Linked DNA regions of Homo sapiens: all the other regions are linked to region 1. The links are chromatin loops, found by intact Hi-C in ENCODE. Cell type or tissue: GM12878. All regions are shown on one strand. Region 1 holds the start of LOC107987088 (a long non-coding RNA gene). Region 2 overlaps NTRK2 (neurotrophic receptor tyrosine kinase 2). Region 3 has its middle 57 kb from the start of SLC28A3. Region 4 overlaps NTRK2 (neurotrophic receptor tyrosine kinase 2). Region 5 overlaps NTRK2 (neurotrophic receptor tyrosine kinase 2).

Region 1 (5,000 bases):
AATATTCTCAAATAAATGTATTTTGCTTATTAACATTATTTCCTTCATTAAAAAATTTAAGACAGATAAAAAAAGAAAAAACATAAAACATAAGAGAAATAATTTAGAGCAACTATTTTTATTTTCTAAGAAAATATTTTTGAGATTCTGAACATAGCCTACCTCAAATTTTTTTTTTTTTTTTTTTTGAGATGGAGTTTCACTCTTGTTGTCCAGGCTAGAGTACAATGGTGCAATCTCAGCTCACCCCAACCTCTGCCTCCTGGGTTCAAGCGATTCTCCTACCTCAGCCTCCCATGTAGCTGAGATTACAGGCATGTGCCACCATGCCCAGCTGTTTTTTTGTATTTTTATTAGGGATGGGGTTTCACCATGTTGGTCAGGCTGGTCTCGAACTCACGACCTCAGGTGATTGCCATCTTCTCTTGCTCTTCTGATGCTCTTTTTGAGTGATGGAAAGAGCTGTGTGAATTCTCAGGGTGAGCTCTTTGTGTACAGGTTTGGTGTAGGTAAACATTCCGGTGAGCAAAGGGAGTTTTTACCAAGCCCTGGGCCAGCACAAGACCACCTGCGCTATGCTAAATGAAGTTTCTACATGCCAGGCAGGCACCCTGGGAGGAAATTTCAAAGCCAAAGGCATTTGGAGTTATGGAATGGCCAGTCACAAGACTTAGAGAATGAGATTGAAATGCTTATGAATCACCATCAGAGGTCCACTTTCCTATTTGCAAGGTGTCCGGAGCCTGGGGAGAATGTTTCTTTATTCTGAAAATTGGCTTTGAACTTTAGGCCTGCTTATTGAACTGTAGGCCCACTTATGGAAACCCTCCAGGCCATTTAAGAGCCCCCCAGGGGATGAGAGCTCCAGTGTTTGCAGGTTGAGCTCTGTACAATTTGAGACCACCATTCTGAGAGCAGTAGTTCAAGACAATGGTCTTTCTTTAACTCATTTTTTTCTATTGTTCATAGCAGATAACTCAGTTGTCAACAGTGTGTTAATCAAATCGTTTTAGAGTGAACATTTTATTTTATTTTATTTTTGAGACAGTCTTGCTCTGTTGCCCAGGCTGAAGTGCAGTGGCATGATCTCAGCTCACTGCAACCTCTGCCTCCCAGGTTCAAATGAGAGGCTCATGCCTTAGCCTCCCGAGTAGCTGGGATTACAGGCACCTGCCACCAGGCTAATTTTTTTGTATTTTTAGTAGAGATGGGGTTTCACCACGTTGGCCAAACTGGTCTCAAACTCCTGGCCTCGGAGTGATCCACCAGCCTCGGCCTCCCAAAGTGCTCGGATTACAGGTGTGAGCCACTGTGTCCGGCATAGAATGAACACTTTAAAAACAGACACATTGTGTGGCATGTCCCTTAATGTATATTCTGGTGCACATGAAAGCCTACAAACAAAGCTATGCCTTCAGTCCCATTCCTTCCTTTGCTCTAGAAATGCAACATGCTGGGGTGGCTTAAAAGGAAGGTCTTGCTGTGCTTTATTGATCACCTTGGTCTTTCCTGCTAGTAGGCAGCTGGTGATCCTGGAAACACATCTTACATTTATGGAAAACAGGAGGACTGAGAAGGGCCTTTGGAAACTGCAGGAATGAGGCACTCTGAGAGCTCCATGTATCCAAAATACTGCTCTCGTAGGTGGGAATTAGGTTGAAAATTTGGAGGAAAGAGACTGGGAATGAACAAAATGACTCCTTCTCGGCAGGGACCACGTCACTCCTTCTTGGGAAGCTGGAGACTCACTCCCAACCTTTCCTCAGCCCCAGCCTGCTCCAGCACAGGTGGTCTTGTGATGGCCAAGGGCTTGGTAAGAACTACCTTTGCTCAACTGAATGCTTATTTACACCAAACCTGTACACAAAGAGCTCACCCTGAGAACTCACATAGCTCTTGCCATCACTCAAAAAGGCATCAGAAAGAAGGCAAGCCTGAGTGTGTCGGTCCATGCGCAATGGAGACTTCAGAAAAACAGCCACTTTGGAGACCACATGGCCGGCCAAATGCAGGGAATTCAGAGACCAAATGTGCTGTTGCTTTTCCCAAACAGGAACTGGCCATGCAACTTCATGCCTGTGGTTTCTGTCAAGTCCTTTCTTCCGAAGATTGTATTTTCTTGGTGCTTTTCGTTGGAGAGAGCTGGACTTGAGACATGGTTGATTGTTAATCAACACCACAGTCCATGTCACTATTTACTTAAAATGAGACTTTCATCCTTTACATACTGAGCAGCCACATGAAATGAAACACCCTTGTGCAGACAAGGCTCAGGGATTTGTGTAACTTGGGCTGTCTGCATCTCTTTTTCCTGATGAAGCGGCCTCACTTCTGGTTTTCTGCCTATAGCTGAGTTTGGGAAAAGCACACGCCAGCTTTCCCCTGAAAGAATAGGCGGCTGAAACTCCTCATTGCTTTGCTTTCTTTCTCTCCCTTTGCTGAGTTGTTCCTTATTCCATGGCAGAGGAAGAACCAGTTTGGGTGGAAATAAACTTAAAATGCAGTCTTTGACTCTATCCCTTACATTTGCAATTTCATTCCCCCTGAATTTTCTGGATGTGCCACACTCCGTATTGTGCAATGCTATCTTTGATGTTTGCTGATTTTCGTGTGCAGACAGTCTTAAACATGTCGTGGTTGTATTCGTTAAGGTCACCAACCAGCTTTTTGTTTGGACCCAGAATGAGTTCCCTTCCCATTGAAACAATGTTGTGCTTGGAAGCTGGATTACAAGACAAGTTCACCAAGGCCTGATGTCCCCTGTGATGGTGACAGTTTTGAACACAGTAGTGGAGAGAGAATGGGTATCAATATTCTGAGTTCCAACTTGCTATGGCAGGAATGTGAGGTTTTGCAAACAGATGGAAATGCCTCTATCAGGATGTGAGAGAAAGATGTGTTTGGGCTGGAGGAGGGATGAAATAATTGGGAAGCTGAGGGGTGGGGCTGACAGACATTTGATCCAAGTTATTTCCCTCCATTTTTTCTTTACCTTAGCTGAATGCTGAAGAGAGGTAAATGTGAAATGGATTGAGTCACCTATGCTCTTCCAGACAGACAGATGGCAGTATAGGTCACTTTTTCCTCCACCAATTTGTTTTTCTCCCTATGGCTCTCTATTACCTTCATAGGCCAATGCTTCCAACAAGAAAGTTTGCATCTCTGCAGTTAGTTTTACACAGTATGGCTTTCAAGGGAAGTGTTACGAAGTGAGTGTTCCTCCCAGATGATGCCAATTCTCATCATCAAGATGGCTGCAGCCTGCAACAATCTCCAGTGGGGTCAGCCACTTTGGAGGACAGGTGGGACACTAGCAAGGTAGAGATGTCATTGGTCAGCAGGGAAACCATACATAAAATAATTTCTTCTTTCAATGAGCATTCTTTCCCCCACTTGCCCCGCTGCTGGCTTCCTGGAGTGGCAGTCAAAGCCTTGGCACCAGCTCACTGGGCCCTGGAACTGCGCATTGCTCAAGACTTTGGAATGGCTTGGCATCCTGTCAACATGCACATCTGGGTGTGCAGCTGGATTCAGAAATTTCCAGTGGACTCTGGCACTTGGCACAGTTTTAGCCCTTTTCACATTGACTCGGGCTTGGGAGGGGTCACAGTATATCTTTTCTCAGTGAGTGCTTTTCAATCCATCAACAACTGTACCCAAGGAGGGAGAAGGAGCCTCTACTCACTCAGGCATAGAAAGTGAGGTCATGATTAAGTTCAATGAATAAGCACAGCACAGAAAATCCAGATGTCTGTCAGCCATGGGATGACATCTTCTATCCACGAGCTACAGAAACTGAGAGAAGAGTGTTTGCAAGTCCCTCTGGTTGCAGAAGCAAGGTGAGCAGATGAAGCCATTCCTACCCTCTCCTCCTGTCTTCCAACTTCCTTAGTGTGTCTGACTCCTGAGCAATAGCAACAAGCATTTGTTTAATATTTATTAGATGCCAGGAACTGTGTATACACCAGCTCATTTAACCTTTACAACAATCCTATGATGTATTACTTACTCAATTTTTAAGCAAAGGAAACCTAGCTCAGATATTTTAATTACCTTGGCCATGGAGACACAGCTAGGAAGTGGCCAAGTAAAATTCAGGGTCAGTTCTATCTTACTTCAAAGTGCACAGACTTCATGGATATGTCATGCCACTTCCCAAACCTGTTTAGCTCTATTTTCCAAGGGTTTTGATAGGAGTTAAAGCAGTAGCCATAGCATCTAAGTGCCTGGATTATCTAGGATACAGTGTGACTGCATTAGGATCCAAGAGTAGCTTACACAAATTAAAAGTTTATTTTTTCTGAATCTGAGCCAAAACAGTTCAAGACTAACGTAGCAGCTCCACATTGTTAAGTAGGCACTACAGTTCTCTTCTCATCCATGTGGTCCAATGTTGCTCTTTATGACATCTGTTTCCAGTGGGAGAGACAAAGAAAAACAGGGCAAGACAGGGCACACCCCTAAAATGGCAGACACAACTTCCACTCACATCCAATTGACCAACACTTAGTCATAGGGCCACGCATAGCAATAAGGGTAGCTTGAAAATTAGCCTTTACTCTGAACATTCATGTGAATGTCTGAAGTCTAGTACCAAAGAAGCATAGAAGGCAAGAATGGATATTGGGACACAACTCTTGGTCTTTGCCACATGCCTTGATGGCCAATTTGACTTTCAGAATGTAAAGAAGTGTTATACTTCAAGTCCAAAGGCAGCTGGGACATCCTGGAGAGAACTGATGAAGGATAATAGGAGCCTGAGGTATACCAACTCATACTCCTAGAGAGAGAGAGAGAGACAGATTGGGGGAGAGAAAGGAGGGAGGAAGAAGACTTGTAAAGGCCTTGGTGATTTATATCTCATTCACTTCTGCTCACAGGCCATTAACTATTGGATAGAATGGTCACAGGGCCCCACACCTGACTGCAGTGGAAGGAGGCTGGGAAATACAGGGAGCTCATGGACTTGAAGTGAGCATCTACTGTCTCTGCCATGGAAA
Region 2 (5,000 bases), 450 kb after region 1:
GAGGCCTGTCACTGTCCTGAAGTCATTGAGAGTTCTTCCTCACTCTTTTCCTGGATTATCCTTGCATCCTCCATGCTCACAACAAGGGCCTGGAACTCAATGGGGACTTTATTATGATCTGCACAAGGCACTCATCTTTAACTTTTTGTTACTTATGCCCTTTCTTTTCATTTTTCATCAGACATTTAATTTATAAACTCCCCGGTTTTATTCAATAGAATACAACGAACCAGCAAATAAAAATGGAAGGCATAGAGGAGAGAAAGACAGGGGTAGAGATGTCAATGGATTGCACAAAACTATGTGGGAAAAAAAAGAAAAAAAACAATTTAAAAATAAAAATAAATTAAAAATAAAGAGATATCAACGGAGCCCGGAATTCAATTTAGAAATGCATACACTCGTTAGAAAAAAAAAAAAACACACACATAAGCTTAATTCTATGCTTTCTAGTCACCAGTGTCCAAGAAAGAAGGAGATGAGGATAAATTTGGTCAATGGTAAATTCACAGTATTCATGAGATGAAAATGAGCCAATTAAGCAAAGCACCACTATTCTGAAATCTAAGACCAGACAGGAAATTTTGCTGAAAACCATTCAAAAGCACCATCAAAAGAAGTTATGAAAAATGGTCACTAGAGAATACGCTTCTACTGTGGGGGCAAGAATGCCCTGGATAAATAAATACATTTTTCTTCTTGTCAAGATGGAAAGGCCAACAGAAGAGCTGGATTACAAGTTTAGCAAGGGCCAGGAGCAGTGCCTCACGCCTGTAATCCTAGCACTTTGGGAGGCCAAGTCGGGCGGATCACGAGGTCAGGAGATTGAGACCATCCTGGCTAACATGGTGAAACCCCGTCTCAACTAAAAATACAAAAAATTAGCCAGGCGTGGTGGCGGGTACCTGTAGTCCCAGCTACTCAGGAGGCTGAGGCAGGAGAATGGTGTGAACCCGGGAGGTGGAGCTTGACATGAGCCGAGATCACACCACTGCACTCCAGCCTGGGCAACAGTGCAAGACTCCGTCTCAAAAAAAAAAAAAAATTTTCAGCAAGGGCTCCTCTAGTAGTAGATCCTAAGAATTCCCCCTCATAAGCTACTACGTGTAGTCATGTCCACAATATAGATGCTAGCTACAAACTGCTCAGGAAATCTACCCCCTAAGAAACTCTCCTTAGCTACCACTAAGTGAAGAATCAAATCATAGGGTTAGAAAAGAAGCCAGTAAGGTGAATAACAGGGAATTCACAGAGGGAAAACTTCGGTGGCCAAGAAACATGAAAAGTTGCTTATCTCCCAAGAAATGTGAAATGTAAATTAAAATAACAATGACATATTATTCCTCTCCCACTAGATTGACAAAATGTTTAAAGTCTAACAATGTAAAACATTTCTATGGATGTGATGAAATTTCTCTGAAATTGTTGGAGGAAGTGTAAATTGTTATAACTACTTTGAAAAGCACTTGGCCTGTATCTTGGAAAATTATAAATCAGAACCCTTCAGGGCCCAGCAATTCTATTCCAGGTATTCATCCAAGAGAAGTTCTCACATATGGACTCAAGAAGAGTCATTGTAATATGATCAGTAGAATATTACAACATTCATTGTCATAGAGTCAAAAGCTGGAACAACCCGAGTGTCCATCCATAAAGAAATAGACATTGTTTAAAATAAGGTGATATATATATATATATATTAGATTAAATCAGATCTACATATTTGAACAGAAAGACACTGCTATGCGAAGTGAGAAAGAAGATAAGCAAAATTGTATACTGATACGTACATGTAACATAAAACAATCTGTGTGAACTTTTAAAAATACACAAAAAATAATATCACATAGTGTTCACAGTCAAGTAGATATGCCAAGTATAGAAAGATGATTCCAAGGAAGGTGGCCTTGGGAAAGGAGAATGGGTCTGGGGTTACACACACACACACACATACACAGAAACTATTTATACCATTTATGTTATTAAACTGCTAAACTATTTTATTAAAAGAAAAAATAGCTTAAAAATATTCAACTATTATTTCTGAATGTAATTATATAAAGTTATTATGTCATTATACTTTTTTGAATTTTTAAAATTTATGAAGAAAAAAGAAAAGAAAGAGACAGCAAGCAAGAAAGGGTGGGAGGGAGAGAGGGAAAGAAAGAGAGACAGAGACTGCAACAACCATACAAAGGAAATAACTGCAGGAAAGCCAGACCCCAGGGTTTCTCAGTGACTCAGTGGACAAACACACCCGAGCTCAAGTTCTTGGTTCCCTGGACCACCCAAACAGCAAACAGCTAACAGCTTTCTTTCCCTGCTCCACAGCCTCCGCATGGAAACAGAAGACCAAGGTGTGTGCTGCGCTGCCCCCTCCTGGTGACTTCCACCTGCCTCCAGGAGGATCTCCACAGCCCTGGCCTCTCCTGCTCTCTGCCTCAGGGCAACTGATCCCAAAGGCACAGGGTTAGGAAGGAGAGAGGAAGTGCCAGGTCAGGGCCACTGACAGGCGGGCAGCAGGCTCTTTCCCAGAAAACCACTCCCCACTGCCCCTGTTAAAGTGCAGTGACACTGTGGGCTCTTCACCGAGTCAAGCTCTGCTTAATAAAACACATCTCCAAAAAGGGTGCCATTCCCTCAAGGGAGCAGTGGGAAGGCCCAGAATTGTGGCACACACCCCAACCAGGAGATTTCTCTCCATGACAACCTCAAACTCCTCTAACCTAGGCCCACTGCTCTAGAAAGCTTAGGCCCAGGGGCTTCCAAGCACAGCCCCTCCGCCCCCAGAGCCCATGTCCCCGCACTTGCCTCACAGGAATCTCACGAGGTCCACGGAGTTTTCATCTTCTCAGAAAATTGAGCTTCCCTCCACCCCCCAGCCTGCAGACGTTGCTTGCATGCTCTCTTAGGCAAGTCAGCGGCCCTTAAATAGTGACCAAGAGGCATGGTGAATTCGGATTTTTTGTTTCATTTGGTACTCCTTAGGAATTTCTCTCACCTCGTCAGTCCCTCAGGGTCCCTGGCCCTCAACCTTTATTAATAATCTGCCAGGAATCATTGGTGGCCTTCAACCATCCTGTTCTGCCCAGAATGTGCCTTCCTCCCTTACCAAGTCCATATACAGGACTCTTGCTAGGACCTCATATTATGAGGGCAGTTTTTGCTGTTATTTTTTGCACATTTACTACATCCCAAGGTCATTAACTATTGCCCTAAAGATTGGATCTTATATGATAGAGTCTTATCAATGTACTCATCTAAATCTATCCCAGGACCCTCCACGACTGCTTGAGTGATTTGTAGACACAACACCAAAAATGCTTTTTCCAATCAGAACATTTTTATTCCATCGGTTGGCATGCAGTTTTAGCATTTATTGCACTTGTAAGTTTGCAATTAAGAATTAGAGCAATGGGAGGTACTCTTTGTACCCTCAATTTTATTTTTCTATGAGTCTACCTGACCCCATAACTGAATTGCTAGCTCCTCATCTCATCTCACTGATCTCCGTTTCCTAGCACAGAGCTGATGCTCAAGGAATGTCTGCTCACTTAGGGCACCCAAACTGATCCTCCACCTGGAGTTTATCACCGTCATAGGACACAGCTTCACTTCTCATGCAGAAAACAAGCAAACAAAGGAAAGACAATAACAGAAGGGGGTGGAAAGCTGATTTGGAACCCCAAATTTGTCCAATCTAAAAGCTAATTTAGATTACAAGAACACAACATATTCAAACCCACTACTTATTTACTTATTTATTTAAGTGATAAAAACCAGCTAGCCACAGTGGCTCACACCTGTAATCCTAGTACTTTGGGAGGCCAAGGCAGGAGGCTTGAGTCCAGGAGTTCGAGACCAGCTTGGGCAACATAGTAATACCCTGTCTACACAAAATTTAAAAATTAGCTGGGCATGGTGGCAGGTGCCTGTGGTCCCAGCTGCTTGGGAGACTGAGGTGGGAGGATCACTTGAGTCCAAGAAGTTAAGGCTACAGTGAGCCATGATAGCGCCAACTGCACTCCAGCCTGGGTGACAGAGCAAGATCTTGTCTAAAATAATAATAATAATTGCCCTCAGCAGATAAGCATTCATTTGCCACAGAACCCCAACATGTGAGGAATGTAAGACTAGAAATGGCCTCCATGATTCTTCAAATCCAGCAATTCTTTATCTTGAAGGAGATGATGCTCTAAGGAGAGACAGTGGACACTGCCACAGGATATGATGAGCCAAAAAGAAAAGGTTTTAAGAAGAAGTACATGCACTTGCCCTGTGAGGGCACAGTGGAAGGAACTACAAAAATTATTGGAAATATATATTTGTTTATATATATTTAAATAATTGGGCAGGTCAGTGAAGGCTTAAAAGGAGAAAGGGCATTGAGCTCAAGCTTTGAAGAGTGATCGGAAAGTGGATAAAGAATTAGAACATAAACACAGTACATGCTATTTGTCATCTTGTTTTGTGTTGTCACCAAATCTTCTCCAGTCTCAATTTGACATTCAGGACCTTTACTAAGACATTTTTCTGAGGGTAAAGAATTTCCTCTTCTTTGGCTTAACAAAAAGCTTATAGCTGGCTTTTTGGAAAATAAGAGAAAAGAGGTAATTTTAGAGAAAATTCACAGAAATATTTTTGACTTACAGGTTCCTGGAAAGGGTCCTCATTACATTTTAAAAGGTTTCACATTTGCTTTAACAACCTATCAAATAATTCCTCTAGGTAATCTCTTCAAGCAACAAGGAGTAGTATCTAATGCATCTTGTCTTTAAGCATATTAGCTTAATAGTGGTATTACTCAAAAGAAAAATTCCCCTTTAGCCTAGACTTTATTACCTGAACTGTACTTTGGCAACACATCAAAATGAAATGGAAGCAGCTGTGAATATTTCAAATGGTGACTCTTCAAAGTGGAATCGTTTCCTGCTACCCCATCCTCCCTCCTTATAGATAGATCAATAAAATAGATAGATACATAGATAGATAGAAGTTTT
Region 3 (5,000 bases), 750 kb after region 1:
GATCAGCTGAGTCATGAGTCATGAGTCCAGGTGGGGTCAGTCTGAAAGATATCTTGAAAGATCAGGCCGCGTTCAGTGGCTTACACCTGTAATCTCAGCCCTTTGGGAGGCCAAAGTGGGCAGATCACCTGAGGTCCAGAGTTAAAGACCAGCCTGGCCAACATGGTGAAACCCCGTATCTACTAAAAATACAAAAATTAGCTGGGCGTGGTGGCAGGTGCCTGTAATCCCAGCTACTCGGGAGGCTGAGGCAGGAGAATCACTTGAACTCAGGAGGCAGAAGTTGCAGTGAGCTGAGATTGAGCCATTGCACTGCAGCCTGGGCGACTCCGCCTCAAAAAAAAAAAAAAAAAAACTTAGGTTCTACAATGGTGATGCTATCTACAGGAGCAATTGGGAAAGTCATAAATCTTGTGACCTCTGGCCACATGACCCTTGAGCAGCAAGGTATTATAGAAATTATGCCCTTCTTATCAGAACTCAGGCCTCTCATAATCCTCACATTGTGGACTTTTGTTAGTTTTACAAAGGCGATTTAGTTTGTAGAAGGGATATTATCATCTCTGCTTTAAGGTTAAACTATAAACTAAATTCTTCCCAAAGTTAGCTTGGCATACGCTCATGAATGACCAAGGACAGCTTGGAGGTCAGAAGTAAGATGGAGTCAACTGTATCAGATTTCTTTTTTTTTTTTTTTTTTTGAGACAGAGTCTCGCTCTTGTTGCCCAGGCTGGAGTGCAATGGCATGATCTCGGCTCACTGCAACATCCGCCTCCCAGGTTCAAGCAATTCTCCTGCCTCAGCCTCCTGAGTAGCTGGGATTACAGGCATGCACCACCACACCCAGCAAATTTTGTATTTTTAGTAGAGATGGGGTTTCTCCATGTTGGTCAGGCTGGTCTCAAACTCCCAACCTCAGGTGATCCGCCCACCTCAGCCTCCCAAAGTGCTGGGATTACAGGCGTGAGCCACCGCGCCTGGACTTAGATTTCTTACCGTCATAATTTTGCAAGAGCAATTTCAATACCAAATGTACAGTAGTCCTGATCCTGTCAAAGGACTCCAGTACTGAGGAAAGGGTGAGCTGAATAATCTCCAAGGCCCCTCTAACTCAGAACCTGTGAGGATCTCAACTTCACTTTTCTGCAGGGCTCTGTGTGTGTTTCAGGCTAAAAAGTTGTGCTATGTTTTAAATGTCCAACCCCTTCAATGGATCTTTGCAAATGCATGTATTGGGAGACATTAGGAGATAACCTCAGAAGCCTAGACCTCAAATCAAATGTCAAAAGACATTTTTGAGCTAATTCTGGAGGAATTTGAGTATGGGTCAGAATTATATGATATTGAGAAGTTATTATTTATTTTCTCTTTTAAAAAACAATTTTAATATTTTTAAAAATATCTTTATTGAGATGGGGTTTTACTATGTTGCCCAGGCTGGTCTTGAACTCCTGGGCTTAAGAAATCCTCCAGCCTCAGCCTCCCAAAATCCTGGGATTGCAGGTATGAGCCACCATGCCCGGCCTGAGAAGTCATTATTAACATGTAATAAAGGCACAGAAGAAATGCCCCATGTAGGCGGAAATGACTAGAAACCTGGATATTTGCCTTTTTCAAGCAAAAATTTCAGCAAAGACAAACACAAAAAATGAAAGTATGATAATTTTTCTATAGCAAAATCTTCTTTTCTCCCCCTTGGCATGTGAATAAGAGCTATGTGGCAAAATCTTGATAATTGTTGAATCTAAGTAGTGGATAAATAAGGATTCATTATACTATTCTCTTTACTTTTGTATATATTTACATTTTTCAATAATAAGAAGAGTTTCGAGTTTACATCTGTGTCCACCCCCCATGGTTATGACATTAGGGTCAAAAGCACCTTCGGAGCCCTCACCCTCACTCCGCATGGGTGGTAAAGGCTGGACTGGAAGGACGGGCCTTACCGGGCACAGCATCTGCTTCCTGGCCCGGGAAGAGCCAGCAACATCTTGAGGAAATAAATGCATACAAAGATCAACAGCTTGAAGGGGTGGATTTCAGGGCCCGTGTGCTTCACAGTGAGTCATCACTTCCACAGTCACAATTTCTCACTTAGAAGGAATCCAAAAAAGCACCCCTAACCATTGGATTCCAAACTTCATTGGGTTCTTCTGGGGTTTATTAAACCCACAGATTCCGGGGCTCCCAACTAGACCCATAGAATAGACTGAGCAGTGGCGGGGCCCCGGAATCTGTGTTAATTTATTTCTCTGGTGATTCTGGGACAGCCCTGAACTGGGGGCCTGGGAGCCTCTGAAGTGGATCAACGTCCCAATCCCACAAAGGAGAACGTGGCCCAGAAGGGCTTTGTAACCGGCCGAAGGTGACATCCCTGCGGCTTCCTCCCTCACTTTTCACAGCCATGCCCTCCCTGAGAGACCCCTCAGAAAGAGTGGGCCCCTGGAAACGCGCCAGCACAGGAAAGAAGACAGCCAAACACTCTCCATGAATGCACGCCCCGTCCTTGGCCTGGGGGACTCGCAGCACCCCTGAGCACCCGTGCCTGGCAGATGCAGCCACGCTCCTTGCCTTCAGGTCCCTCACACGGTGTCAGGCCTAAAGCAGCCCAGCTTCTGCCTCTGATCCGGCCTCTGTGATATTGACCCCTGTCTCCTGCTAAGCAGCTCTTAGATGGGAGATGTTCTAATGGGAAAGAAGACAGGGAGGAGCCAGAGGATATCTGTTACAGCCATTACTTTCCACTCAGGATCCTATTTTGCATCTTCACTCGAGGCCTATAAATTGAACCTTGAGGGCGGGTCCCAGAAATCCGCAGCTAGAAGTTCATAAAACCAGGTCGGGTTGCCTTGGGCCAATTAAAGTGAAACACTGCCACCAAGTGGCCATTCTAGGTCATCACAGGCTGCCAGCTCCTTCCAGAGCACCTGCCTCTCTGCCAGAGACAAACAGCATGACAGAGCAGGTGGGCATGCCCTTCCCTTCTTTTTCTTAAAATTATTTTACTTATATTAATAGAAATACATTCACATGGTATAAAACGCATAAGGTCCAAAGTGGTCCTGGTGGTTGCCTCCAGAGCTAATGTAGATCCAGCTGAATGCCTCGTTAGGGGTCTCCATTAGGTCTTTAACCCTGTTATGCCTGCCATCTCACCAGTATCGTCTGTTGCTCCTTGTCCATAGGGGTTCTGTTCCCAAGTGCCCAGTGCTAACCTGCCTCTTGGAGTTTACTACAAATCTGGGTTGATTCAGCAACACCAAAGACCTGAGGCTAAATAAATTCTGCAACTCCTACCAGCCTTCCTGGTTCTGAACAACCCTGAGTATCCACCCATGGGTAGAGTGATAATCAAATGAGCCTCAGTTATCCTGAGAGCCCAGGTAAGCAAAACTGTTACAATCCTGAAATGGGTGGTCAAGGGAGCTAATAGAATCTCCTTTCAAGATCTTTGCAATTGGATTAAGTTACAAAAGTATGCCATGTATAACAGTGAATCTCTAATGCCACAAAAGACAAAGCAAAATTAATTAATATGGGAGCCTGAGGACTGCCTTGCATTTGAAACTCACTTTCCAATGTACGTTGTTTGTGTTTTGCTATGACTATTTAATTCATTCATATAAGGTGTGTATATTTTACACCTATTTAGGTGAGCCACATGTGCCACACTTGCTACTGCTTTTAACATAATGGTAACTTGGAGATTATTAGACAAAATATTTCCATTAGCTGCTGTTTTGTCAACTGATGGTTTACATAATTAATTGGACCTATAGCAAGTTTTAACTTTTGTCCTTGTTACATAATGGATCATTTTGAAATCAACTAGGAAATTGTCCTTTAGTTTTTAATGATGGGCAAATGAAAGTAATGGCACTCAGCAGTATTTGATTTTAAGGAATCAGTCAAACAATCGTGGTTTAGAATAATTGAAAATGGAAAAGCCAGCATGTGTACAGGGAGGATCGTAGAATGTTAGAGCTGATGTCTAAGAGATGAAACCCTAGCACAACTCCTTTATTTTATAAGATGGGAACCTGAGGCACAGGAAGCTGAAGAGGCTCACCTATGGCCCTTCACTCATGTCTCAAGTCTGCCACATGCTCCCTCCTAGGGGTACTGGCCAAGAGTTCCAGGTCTCTAAGTAACTCAGCAGCTACCTGGCTGTGAAACTCCAAGACATCATCCTACTGTCTCCAAGCCTCAATTTCCTCACCAGCAAAATGAGGAGACTGGACGATACAACATCTGTGATGCACCAATTTCCAAAAGAAACCCTTCCATACTCATAACATTCAACATTAAATATGCATGAATCAATCGATGCACACAGATTTGCAACACTATCTGTTAAACAGAAACTAGCCACAGTCTGTCAACACTGGTTTTCAGCGAGACCCTGTCATCCACCATGGTCTGCACTTTCATCAGTCCAATCGGGCTGCAGCTGTAATGCAATTTCCTCCACAGCTGGGCTTGACCCCAGGCCAACTTCCTACCTGCAAGTCCAGGTTGGTGGTAAGAAGCAAAATTCTCTGCAGCTGACTGAGGCTTCTTTCCCAAGTATTTGCTTCTGGAGATCTGTGCAAACACATTCACAGCTAATACGGTCCACTGGAAAGAATAACCTATCCTGGGAACCACAGGTGCCTCCATCAGAGTGGACAGGAGAGCCAGGCAGAACCTAGGTTCACAAAAAAACTCCAAGCGGTATCACTCAGCAGTCGTAGCTCCACTGGTCAAGATCAACCTACCCTACAATTCCACTCAGCTTCACTCCACCTCTCCTCACCTTCCTCCCAGCTTCCACTGCGAAAGAAAAAGTTTGGGCCAGGTGTGGTGGCTCACGCCTGTAATCCTGGCACTTTGGGAGGCCGAGGCAGGTGGATCACCTGAGGTCAGGAGTTCAAGACCAGCCTGACCAACATGGTGAAATCCCATTTCTACAAAAATACCAAAAAATTAGCCAGGCATGATGGCGGGTGCCTGTAATCCCA
Region 4 (5,000 bases), 190 kb after region 1:
CAGTGATTTCAGTGGTGGAAACACCAGACAAGCTGTGTGGAAGTGTCTAGGAACAGGCAGGATAAAACTTCTTCCATCTCACCAAGCTAAACCGCTTTCAACCAAGATGGCGCTTGGAGGGAACTTCCAAAGTCCGGTGTACTATTATTTATGTGAACAAGTTCACTTTTGTTCAAATCTCAAACAAAGGCTCCAGGCATACTTTCACAGAATCAAAGCCAAACCTCAGCATCCTTTAACCTCACCAGGAATTCCCCCAGGCCCTCAGTTTTCTCTGGAAGGATTCTCACACTGAGGACTTCACTCTTGGAGATCTCACCCACCACGCTGGAGTGCCAAGAGCAGGGTGGGTGCTATGGGCTGACCTGCGTCCCCCCAAAATTTATACGTTGATAACCTCACCTCCAGGGCCTCAAAATGTGACTGTATTTGGAGACAAGACTTTAAGTAGGTGATTAAGTTAAAAAGACCATTAGGGTGGGATGCAATCCAATCTGACTGGTGTCCTTAAAAGAAGAAATTTAGGCCTAAAGGGAAGGATTGGGTTGTCACCATCCCAATGTGAGGGCATAGTGAGAAGGCAGCCACCTGCAAGCCAAGGAGCGAGGCCTCAGGAGGAACCAATCCCACTCACACCTTGAGCTTGGACTTCCAGCCTCCAGAGCCATGAGAAACACATGTCTGTCGTTTAAGCCACCCAGTCATGATATTTTGTTATGACAGCCTCAGCAAACAAATACAGCAGGGGTCCCGCAGGGAAAGAGGTCCCTGGGGTCTCTGATCTGCACAGCTACTCACCCTGTAGTAGTCAGTGCTGTACACGTCCCGGGACATCCCAAAGTCCCCGATTTTCACCAGCAAGTTCTCCCCGACCAGGCAGTTCCTGGTGGCCAAATCGCGGTGCACGAAGTGCTGGGACGCCAGGTAGACCATGCCCGCGGCGATCTGCTGGGCTATATGCAGCATCTGCGACTGCGTCAGTTCCGTGGGCGGGTTGCCCTCAGCCATCAGCACGGCATCAGGGCCGTGTGCCCTGGGGAAGGACATGGAGAATGAAGCTGGGGGCCTCAGCATTTTCACTCCAGGGGCCCTTTGCCCCTGCCCCTCCCCGTCCCTCTTGCTAAGCTCCTCACCCCCACCCTGTAGCTGCTGGTGCTAAAAGATGCTGCCTGACTTAGCATGAAGAGGAGACAAAGGTGCTCACACAGTTGTACTTCTGCAGTCCTGAGAGCACCCAGGCTGCTCTGTTTCCCAAAGAGTCTGGAATTCCCAGGACCCCGTGGGCCTGAATGTCCCCCTTCCCTCCAGTGTACAGACAGGTTGACATTTTAGGGGCTCTGGCACTGTGCTGGGTTCAGGCACTTACCAGGGCCCCCTGACCCTGAGAAGCAGCAGGTAGGTGAAGGAAGACAAAACCAAAAACAAAACATATGGGGAAAGATGGACTCTCCTAGTGGGATGGACATGGCAGCCCAGTGGGTCCCCACCCCTTCCCACCTAGCCAGGCTATGCCAGAGTATCCCCCAACCAAGCTGATTCCTCCAGAGTGTCCCCACCAGCACCAGAGCTGGGCAGCCTGCGGCCTTCCATAGTCCACCTGATCTGTGGCCAGGCATGGTTTTGAAGCTACGCCTGGCTCTCTCAAGCCCAGTTCAACAACAGAGTCCCAGGGCATTCTCAATCTGGATGTTCATTCTCAATACAAAATACCATTTCCTTCTGTCCACCCCTCCTCCAACCTCCGCTCAACACAGGCTATGGCCAACACATAGGAGAACTCTTTTGAACCACAGCCTGTTTATTCTTTTGCTGGGGAAAATTTTATTGTTTACACTATGGGGAGGGGGACTATGATTTTTTAAATCTTATTTTTCTTCTGTCTTACACACCTGGCCTCTCCTCAGCTATGTGATGACTTAGGGCACCCTAACACGCAAGTCCTGCAAGGGTGGGAGGATCCGCGTCTTAGGATGCCGCCCTCAGCGCGGCAGGCTCTGCTGTGACATCCTGCGCTGTGAGCCAAGATGAGCGTCATTGCCCCTGGTGGCCTGAGGGGGCGCTGCAGTGCAAGGAATAAAGGCGGGGTTTGCTGTCGGGCTCTGCCCTGGCGTGGCCAAGGGCTTCTCTCTGGGAAAGGAAAGATCTCTCTCAAGACGTTTTGAAACACTTAGAATAAATATAGAGGATTCTGCATAAATGTTAAAGTAGGTAACCTCACCTGCAGGGTTTCAGAGCCGTGTGAGTATTTGAAACTGAGAAAGCCAGAATTGTCTGAGAACACATGTCAGGGTTTGCCCTGCCTCTCCGCCCTCCTTCCCCCAACTATTCAAGCCACAGGCGTATCCCCACTTCCATCCCGGCTCCAGCCTACAGTGACTGTCTTTGCCTTTGATTTCGGGAATCATTCTGTCACCAGATCTTTCATTCCTGTAATCTCAGGGAATGAACACTGGACAGGAGTTGGGGGGTCTCCCAGGCCTACCAGCGTCCAATGCCATGATCCTGGGAAGCCCTTTAATTTCTCTCATGTACAATTTCTTCATTAGTCAAAAATACAGAGGAATATTATACTGGGTAATTTCTTAGGTTCTTCCTGTCTCTAAATACCTGGATTTAACCATTCCCTGGGGAGGAGTTTCCTGTTTTTGTACAAGCCAGTCCTAACATATTTCACCTCTACTCAAACCACAACCCCCAGCTGCCTCTTGTCACATTGAGGAACAATGCTGGGAAAATGCTCCAGGGCTTTCTTCAGCTCAAAAGCACCTACTCAAGGTAAGAAGCGGCACAGTGGCCAAAGCTCCGGGATATGTGAAATGAATTTGGATCCTGTCCTACACTTGCTGTGTGATTTTGGGTGAGTTACATAACCTCTCTGGGCCTGTTTCCTCACTCTGTAAATTGTAGATACTAACTGCCCCTTGCTAAGGGCATTGATGTGAGGAGGACTGACACTGTGCTTGCATAGTGCTTCGTGGCCTTTCACAGGAAAACCAGGGAGAAAGGCTTTGCAAACAAAGATTCTCTTTAAAAATGAAATTGACAGGTGATGTGAAAACACAAGTTATCCTCTGTGCATTACTTTTTGTAACTGGCCTGTAACAGGGCTCTTCAGGATACTAGAGGGTGGGCCCTTTCCACTTCACTAAAGGTGAATCAAGCCTAATCCTTTTCAGCACTGAGGGGTCAGGGGAAATTGCCAATGTTTTCACTTGTCTTCCTTAAATCTACTATGACCTCAGCACCAGGAGAAGGGGCTGGGGTGCACATAAACTAAAGAAAATCTGAAATAAAGACCCAGAGACTCGGTCAGAATTTAATCTTCATAGGTACCATTTAAATAATAAAATAATTTGTTGATTGGCCACAGCCTTATATCAGTTCCAGAAAACTGATCTACTTTAAATATCTCTCAGAGGCAAGACTCCAGGATAGAGGAAAAGTTAGATGTCAGTGCAAAAGGCCACCTCTGCACAAAATTCTGTCCTCCAACCCCACACTCTGCAGACGTCAGGAAGCTGGTGGCCCTCAAATGCCTAATGCACTTTATATTAGTATGTGTGGGTTGGGGGAGACTCCTGGATTTTTAAAGTAATTTCCCCTGTTTATATCTGGGTATTTGCTGTTCAACTTTCTGAACACGGCTCTTTAAATAAAATAAGCCTCTGGATGCTTTCTCTGAGCAGAACATACTGCTGTAAAAAGTGGGTAGGTGGGTCTGCTACACAAGTCCTTAAGAGGAACAGAAATAACGGTTAACGCTGCAATCCTCTGCTTTCACTTTCCCAGGTCCTCGTGAAGTCTTAGAAATCAAAACACATTTCATCTCTTCCAGGAAGACATTCCTTAAGAGGTAAAAAAATAACAAAATTAAAAAAAGCACCATCAGCTCCCTGGCTTGGGAAGCAAGTAGCAGGTTCATGGGCCTGACTTAGCTGTCCAGTTCTCTCCAGCGTGGGTTACAGCCGGCACTGCACCAACTGCTCTGGCTCCAGGATTCTATAGCACACCACTTTCCTTCTGGTCTTTTCAACAAGCACCTCAGCAGAGAGGATGGCAGAGTGGTTAAGACCATGAGTTCTTGCAGCCAGGGGCTGCAGGTTTGAATCTCAGCTCTGTCATCTGCTACCTGTGTGATTCAGTTTCCCCAACTGTAACGTAGGAATGACGGCAAGGATGGTTTATACCCTGAAACATATTAAAATGCTTAGAAAGTTCAATAAATGTTAGCTGTGATAGTTTGAAAAATAGTAGTCTATTTTTCCCCTCATTAGACGGCAACTCTGGACAGATTCTAAGAGGAAAAATCATGAAACCCTTGCAAGCAAAGACATGTGTTTTATTCCTCATTTCCCACCCTAACTAGCTTAGAGCCTGGCCATGCTGGTGCTTAATATATGGCTTCTGGATGAATAAAGAGGGTAGGGAGACAAGAGAAGACATCTGTCTTTATAGGGCAGAGCTGATACAGCTGGGGACTTTTCATGGCAGCTAAGTGCCCAGCTCCCTTGCGGAAAGAGGACAGCCTATATTTGCAGCATGTTAGTGCACCTGAGAACTAGACTTTTGGCATGGCAAACCTCTTGTTCCCAGAGTTTAGCAGGTTCTGAAACCAAGCAGGCTAGGTTTCCAATTGCTCCACACCCTGTGCAAGGTGCCAAGGGAGAACCAGGTGCCTGTTCCTTCTGCAAGGCAGGAAGGAGAGCTAGGGAGAAGGAGAGGCTGAGTGAGAAAGTGAAAGAGTCAAGTTGCAACACACACACACACACATTCATGTATGTACAGACACACTGTGAGCTCACGGAAGCATTTAATTGCATCCAGGTGAGCACATTTGTATTTCTTATGCTACAGATTTTCGAAAGCACCATCTTGAATTAGGGAAGTAGACTGGGGCATGGGAACAATGGGAAAATATTTCTCTTAGAAGCAGCCAGACCTCAACCACATTCAGCTTTTTTCTTCCTTTCATGTTAGAGCTGACAAGACAATGTTCAAAA
Region 5 (5,000 bases), 140 kb after region 1:
TTTATGCTTATTAATTAATGAGCCACAGTGAATCACAAGCTTAGCCAATGTAGGGATAAAGAGGCCATATCAGTTAGGGATCCCCATCTGCTACATGTCACAGAGACAGTGGCTTAATCATAAGAGGGTCTTCATTTTTCTCACTTAGTAGAAGTCCTGAAGTATGCAGTCAAGGGCTTATGGAATACTCTAAGATGTCTTTCCAAGGTTATGCTTCCAAAGACATCTCGAGTCTGTCTACTTCTTTCCACCTCCATTTTGAGAAATCTTCAAGTTCCATCATTCCCTCCTCCCCCTGTCCCCTGGGCTACTGCAACAATCACTCCCCATTTTCCTTCTGACCTTTTTCCAATTCACAGTTAATACAATAGCAAACTCTTCAGTGACTTCCCATTGCCCTTAGGATAAAATTAAAAGTCATCAGAATGGCTGCTTGTGCCCCGTTTGATCTTAGCAACTTTGCTGGTCTTGTGCTTCTCTGTCCTTTCCTTGCAGGGTCCCCTACATTTTGATCTTCCCTCTCTTTCCCAAACTCCTTTAGCTCTTTCTGATGGCATAGGTCCCTCAAACGTGCTGCTCTTCAATTTTTACCTGGCTAACTTCTACTTGTCCAACAGGACTTAACTTAAATACCATGTTCTTAGGCACCAAAAGCAGGTTCCCTTGTTAGATCATAATGGTAAATCCCTTTCCCTCACAGCCCCAGTCAGCTGTAAGCTGAGGTTACATGTTTGCTATTTCCTCCAGCCTCTAGATTACAACTTCATGGGAGACAGCACAGTCCAGTGCTGGGATGCTCAACAAATACTTGTCAAATGAATGGATTGTATGTGGTTGCCCTAGGGAATGGTCTCAGAGGTGGGCAATACTGTATGAAATAAATATGGGAGGAGAACCAGCAGCTAAAACCAAAAAGGCAGCTTCCTGTAAGTGCTGGTGGGGCTGCGGGCACATACCCCTTGGAGCCCAGAGGGGTATCCAGAAGGGAAAGGCAAAATGGACAGTAGCTGATCTGCTTTAGAGAAGGACACCTATGTCCTGTTGAAACTGTAAATTAGGAACAAAAACAGACATATGTTGTGCATAGGGTAATGAACATATAGAATACGTTACCAGGAAAAGCCACTGAAAGCACAGATGAATGAGCCAAAGTGACCCCTCAGCAGAGGACAGTGTGAGAGGGAGCTGGGAGAAGTCAGTGAGAAGGGAAGTACTGGGTGCCCTGTCCCCAGGGGTGTCTTTCTTTTGCTCCTCCTGTAGTATAGCCTGTTGGCCATCCCACCTTCACTGCATGAAGCCATCCAACCACAGCAGCCTCCTTGTCACCCCAACAGAATTTCCCCAGGGTGAGGAGCCTCAGGATGGCAGTCTGGCTTGGAGGCAGGAGCGGCTCACCTTGAAGCTGCCTTGGCATGGCCACATGTATGCTTAGCATGATGGCAGGGGAGCCCAAGAGGGCCAGCAGAGCTTAATAAAAAGAGGTCTAACTTCCCCAAACCAGCCCCCAGCATTGCCACTGCCTCCTGTAGGAGCTCACTCCCACCCCTACCACTATAGTAAGGGCCAGAGTACTGTGCAGTAACTCATGTCAGGAGAAGCTAAACTTCCCTCTTGCCAAACTCCCTCTCTCTCAATGGACTATTTGCATTACAACAGATAAGAAGAAAAGCTATTATAGTATTTTTAGACTTCTTAAACACTTATTGCAAAAAGTATAGGTTTCTTTTTCCTTAACCATGGAGTTGATAATTCATTTGCTTATTTTGATAACATTCACTTATTCAGCAAAAATATATTGAGCTACCTCCTGGGTGTGAGGCATTGTCGTAGGCACAGGGGTCACGGATGTGAATAAGCTCCATATCCTCATGGAGCTCTCATTTTAGTGGGATACAAAGGTCATATGTAAATAAACAAATACTAGGCACAATAATTTCAGGTGGTGATAAATACTGTGCCAAAATAATAGAGTAAGGGACTGGAAAGAACAGAGGGGTGGTTCTATTTTAGATAGAAAGGTAGGTCAGTCAAGGCTTTTCTGAGTAGGTGATAGCTAAGCAGAGATTTGAATGAAGTAAAAGAACAAGACATGCAAACATTGGGAAGAGGTTACATTCCAGGTATTGGGGTCAGCAGGTACAAAAAAGCCCAGAGCCAGGAACAGCTTCTATGTGTTTCAAAAGCAAGCAGTCCAGTGTTACTCAGGGTTATCATTGGTAGGGTTCTGTATAATAAGCACAGCTGCACTGGGGTGTGTGTCTATATCTGTATCTGTATCTACATCTATATTTATATCTCAATACCTCTATATTGAAATAATTTGCTACTTCCAGGCAATATTTTAAGGCACATTACATAATATTATGGGGTTTTACAACAAATACACACAGTCTGTGGCCTAGTTTCATTACCGTTTACTAAGTAGGGAAACGAAGACATAGAAATCCAAGACCACAGTCAGAATCAGGGTCCAAGATGGTGATGGAAGACGGATGTTTCCAATCCTCTAACCTTGTCTCTTTCTGTTTGCATCTGCCTTTCATTTTGCATCACTTCCCCAAGTCCACCTGGTGGCATGACCAGCTATGCAAGTCAGCTAAGGCAGTCATCAGCCATGTTTTCTGAGTCTTGTTCAGGAGGGAGTCTCTTCCTCTTTGATGCAGATAATTTGACAATGACATAATTGCACTGTATCAATAACCAACGCTTTCTTTTGCATGAAGTAACAGGTTCTAGGAAACAAAGCAGGTCTGACTGTGTGGGTGTCCCTCACAGTCCCTCAAGGTCCCAGTTCCTCACTAGAAAAGAGAAAACAGCAGCAGAGGGATCCTATTATTACTAGCTCCTTCAGTGTTTCTCAGAGCTCAAATCTCTAGGATGCTTAGTCATAGCCCCCTTGGGACTTCAGCTTTAGGATTTATGCAAATGGTCTCTGCATGCTTCTCTCAGTCAGTACCTGGGTAGGAGAATCCCTCCAAATTACCTTGTTTTTCCTAATTATTTCCCCAATATTCTACCTGTTATGTGATCACATCACTGCTAAGGCGGTCACCCTTTGACTCCTGAAACAATTTGAGCTGTCTTTGAGGAAGAAAGCTGCCCTTATGGTATCCTGGGAAGAAGAGAGAAGATCTCATAGCCCTGAAGTCCTTAATGATGATCAACTGGCATTCTTTTTTTTGTGCATCTTCCTTTCTGCCTCTAAATCCCTTAGTCAACTCCTATGATTATGTTTCTGCGAATTCCCTCCCAAGGTCTCTATCCTCTACAATCGCACTTCGTTTATAACAAAACACGTATTTATGTGCAGATCATTGGCATTTAGGATACTCTATTAACTGGTTAATATCTACTTTAATCCATTTCTTGAAATAGCTTAAATAAAATATATAAAAGTCTTCCAGCACTAGTATCTACTCTCTGAACACAGACTTGGGGATTGTAATTCTCTTTATCCCTGAATTTGTCTTTGGAGATGAAGACAAGAATACTCCCAAGAATGGCAAGGCTTATACAGAATGAACAAGTGGTTGCAAATTAACTGGAAACTATAGAGAAAAGCAGAGATGATTTATTTTCAACTTAAGAACATCAGACTTTGGAACAATCTTCCCCCTTTCCAATGATGGTCTGTCCTCTGCTGGCCCAAGGACTAAATGTCCTCAGATTTCATCCCCCTTTTGAAAAGTCCCTGTTCCTCCCTCCCTTCCTTCCTTCCTTCCTCACTCCCTTCCTCCCTTCCTCCCTTCCTTTCTCTCTCCCTCTTCCTCTCTCTCTCTCCTTTCTTTCTCTTTCTCCCTTTCTTTCTCTCTTTCTTTCTTTCTCTCTTTCTTTTCTTTCTTTCTTTCTTTCCTTCTTCTTTCTCCTTAAATAGCACAACCATCACCACCAATCACTCCTGTTTTTGTTCAAGATAAATCCCGAGAAGTCATCATTGATTCCTTGTTTTCTCTTATCCCCATATCCAAGCCACCATCAGGTTCTTTCAGCCCTACCTGCAGAACATATTCTGATTGCACCCCATTCCCCCCATCTTCACTGTTGACACCTAGGCCAAGCTGCCACATTCTTTTGCCCGGATCCTCACAGTAGCCTCCTAACAGGTATGTCTGCTTTCACTCTTGCTTCCTGTAATCCATTCCCCATACAGCAACTGGAGGATTCTTTTCAAAATGTAAATTGGATCTCATCACTCCCCTGCTTACAATTCATCAGCATCTTCCACTGTACTCGGAACAAAATCCAAACATTTTAGCAGGACCCCTCAGTTCCTACCTGACACAGGTGCAGCTCAGCTCCCTCTCCTCCCCACCGACATCTCTCCCCCTTGCCTACCACACGGGGCACACTGAAAGCCACGTTGGCTCTCTTTCCCTTCCTTCTTTATTGCACTTAGAACTAGCTACAATTATTATTTGTATTATGTTGCTTGTCTTTTCTGTGTCCCTCCACTAGAACAAGCTTTCATGGTCTTGTTTGCTGCTGTAGCTCTAGTACTCAGTATAGTGCTGAGCAGCGGTATAAACAGTTGTTGAAATAGATGAAGGAGTGAAATTTTCACCCTCCACACTTTTTCTCCTCCCATTTGTTTTTGTCTCACTTTAATTATGACTGCTTCCTCCATGCTGGCCTCCAGGAATGCACTGCATCCCTTTTTAATGATCTCACAAATGAAGCTTTTCATGTTTCACCTTAGCACAGCTCAAGGTGAGCTGAATGGCTTTGCTAAACTCTAAAGGAAAACCATAGGACAATAAACACTAAGGACACAATAAAGAGAAATATTGTGTTGCACAGAGTCCAGCCTTCTAGTAGGCTCTCTCGGGGCTGATTCACCAAGCTCACTCAGCTCCGTCCCCCAACTGTTTCTCCAACTCAGCAGGCCACCTACTGGAGCCCCTCACCTCCTAGCCTGGCCTGACCTGGCCTGATGTTGGGGGCACCATTTGTAGACAACCCTATCCACCCCCAGAAATGCATTCCTAGACATCTTGAGACCT

The links. Hi-C counts contacts between places; a loop is a spot of excess contacts. Peaks named below come from ENCODE experiments on the same cell type or tissue, not always from the same donor. Only the 100,000 strongest peaks of a DNase experiment are listed, where the experiment ranks them.
Region 2: a loop joins it to region 1, with 2.7 times the contacts of the local background. A loop is called at or near these places in 18 of 110 quality-filtered maps.
Region 3: it touches region 1 in a loop (10-fold over the local background); 31 of 110 quality-filtered maps call a loop at or near these places.
Region 4: it touches region 1 in a loop (2.2-fold over the local background); 3 of 110 quality-filtered maps call a loop at or near these places.
Region 5: a loop joins it to region 1, with 2.8 times the contacts of the local background. A loop is called at or near these places in 3 of 110 quality-filtered maps.

Annotation. Positions count from the first base shown.
Region 1 is chr9:85,141,284-85,146,283 of GRCh38, reverse strand. LOC107987088 (a long non-coding RNA gene) reads left to right here and starts at 3,649. Exons shown (of 4, transcript XR_001746809.1): 1 at 3,649-3,839. In GM12878, a CTCF peak has its summit at 3,061; a DNase peak (open chromatin) is centred at 3,113.
Region 2 is chr9:84,695,085-84,700,084 of GRCh38, reverse strand. All of the region lies in intron 2 of NTRK2 (neurotrophic receptor tyrosine kinase 2), which reads right to left. Among named protein-coding and RNA genes, the nearest start is that of NTRK2, 28 kb to the right of the region's middle. In GM12878, a CTCF peak has its summit at 2,372 (motif pointing left); no DNase peak of the experiment used is centred here.
Region 3 is chr9:84,395,134-84,400,133 of GRCh38, reverse strand. No RefSeq gene overlaps it. Among named protein-coding and RNA genes, the nearest start is that of SLC28A3, 57 kb to the right of the region's middle. In GM12878, a CTCF peak has its summit at 2,877 (motif pointing left); a DNase peak (open chromatin) is centred at 2,843; H3K27me3 peaks cover 170 bases.
Region 4 is chr9:84,951,316-84,956,315 of GRCh38, reverse strand. It overlaps NTRK2 (neurotrophic receptor tyrosine kinase 2), which reads right to left. Exons shown (of 19, transcript NM_006180.6): 17 at 799-1,033. Among named protein-coding and RNA genes, the nearest start is that of NTRK2, 280 kb to the right of the region's middle. RefSeq lists an enhancer at 943-1,443. In GM12878, a CTCF peak has its summit at 2,053; a DNase peak (open chromatin) is centred at 2,080.
Region 5 is chr9:85,002,844-85,007,843 of GRCh38, reverse strand. The region is part of intron 17 of NTRK2 (neurotrophic receptor tyrosine kinase 2); the gene reads right to left. Among named protein-coding and RNA genes, the nearest start is that of NTRK2, 340 kb to the right of the region's middle. In GM12878, no CTCF peak of the experiment used is centred here; a DNase peak (open chromatin) is centred at 2,853.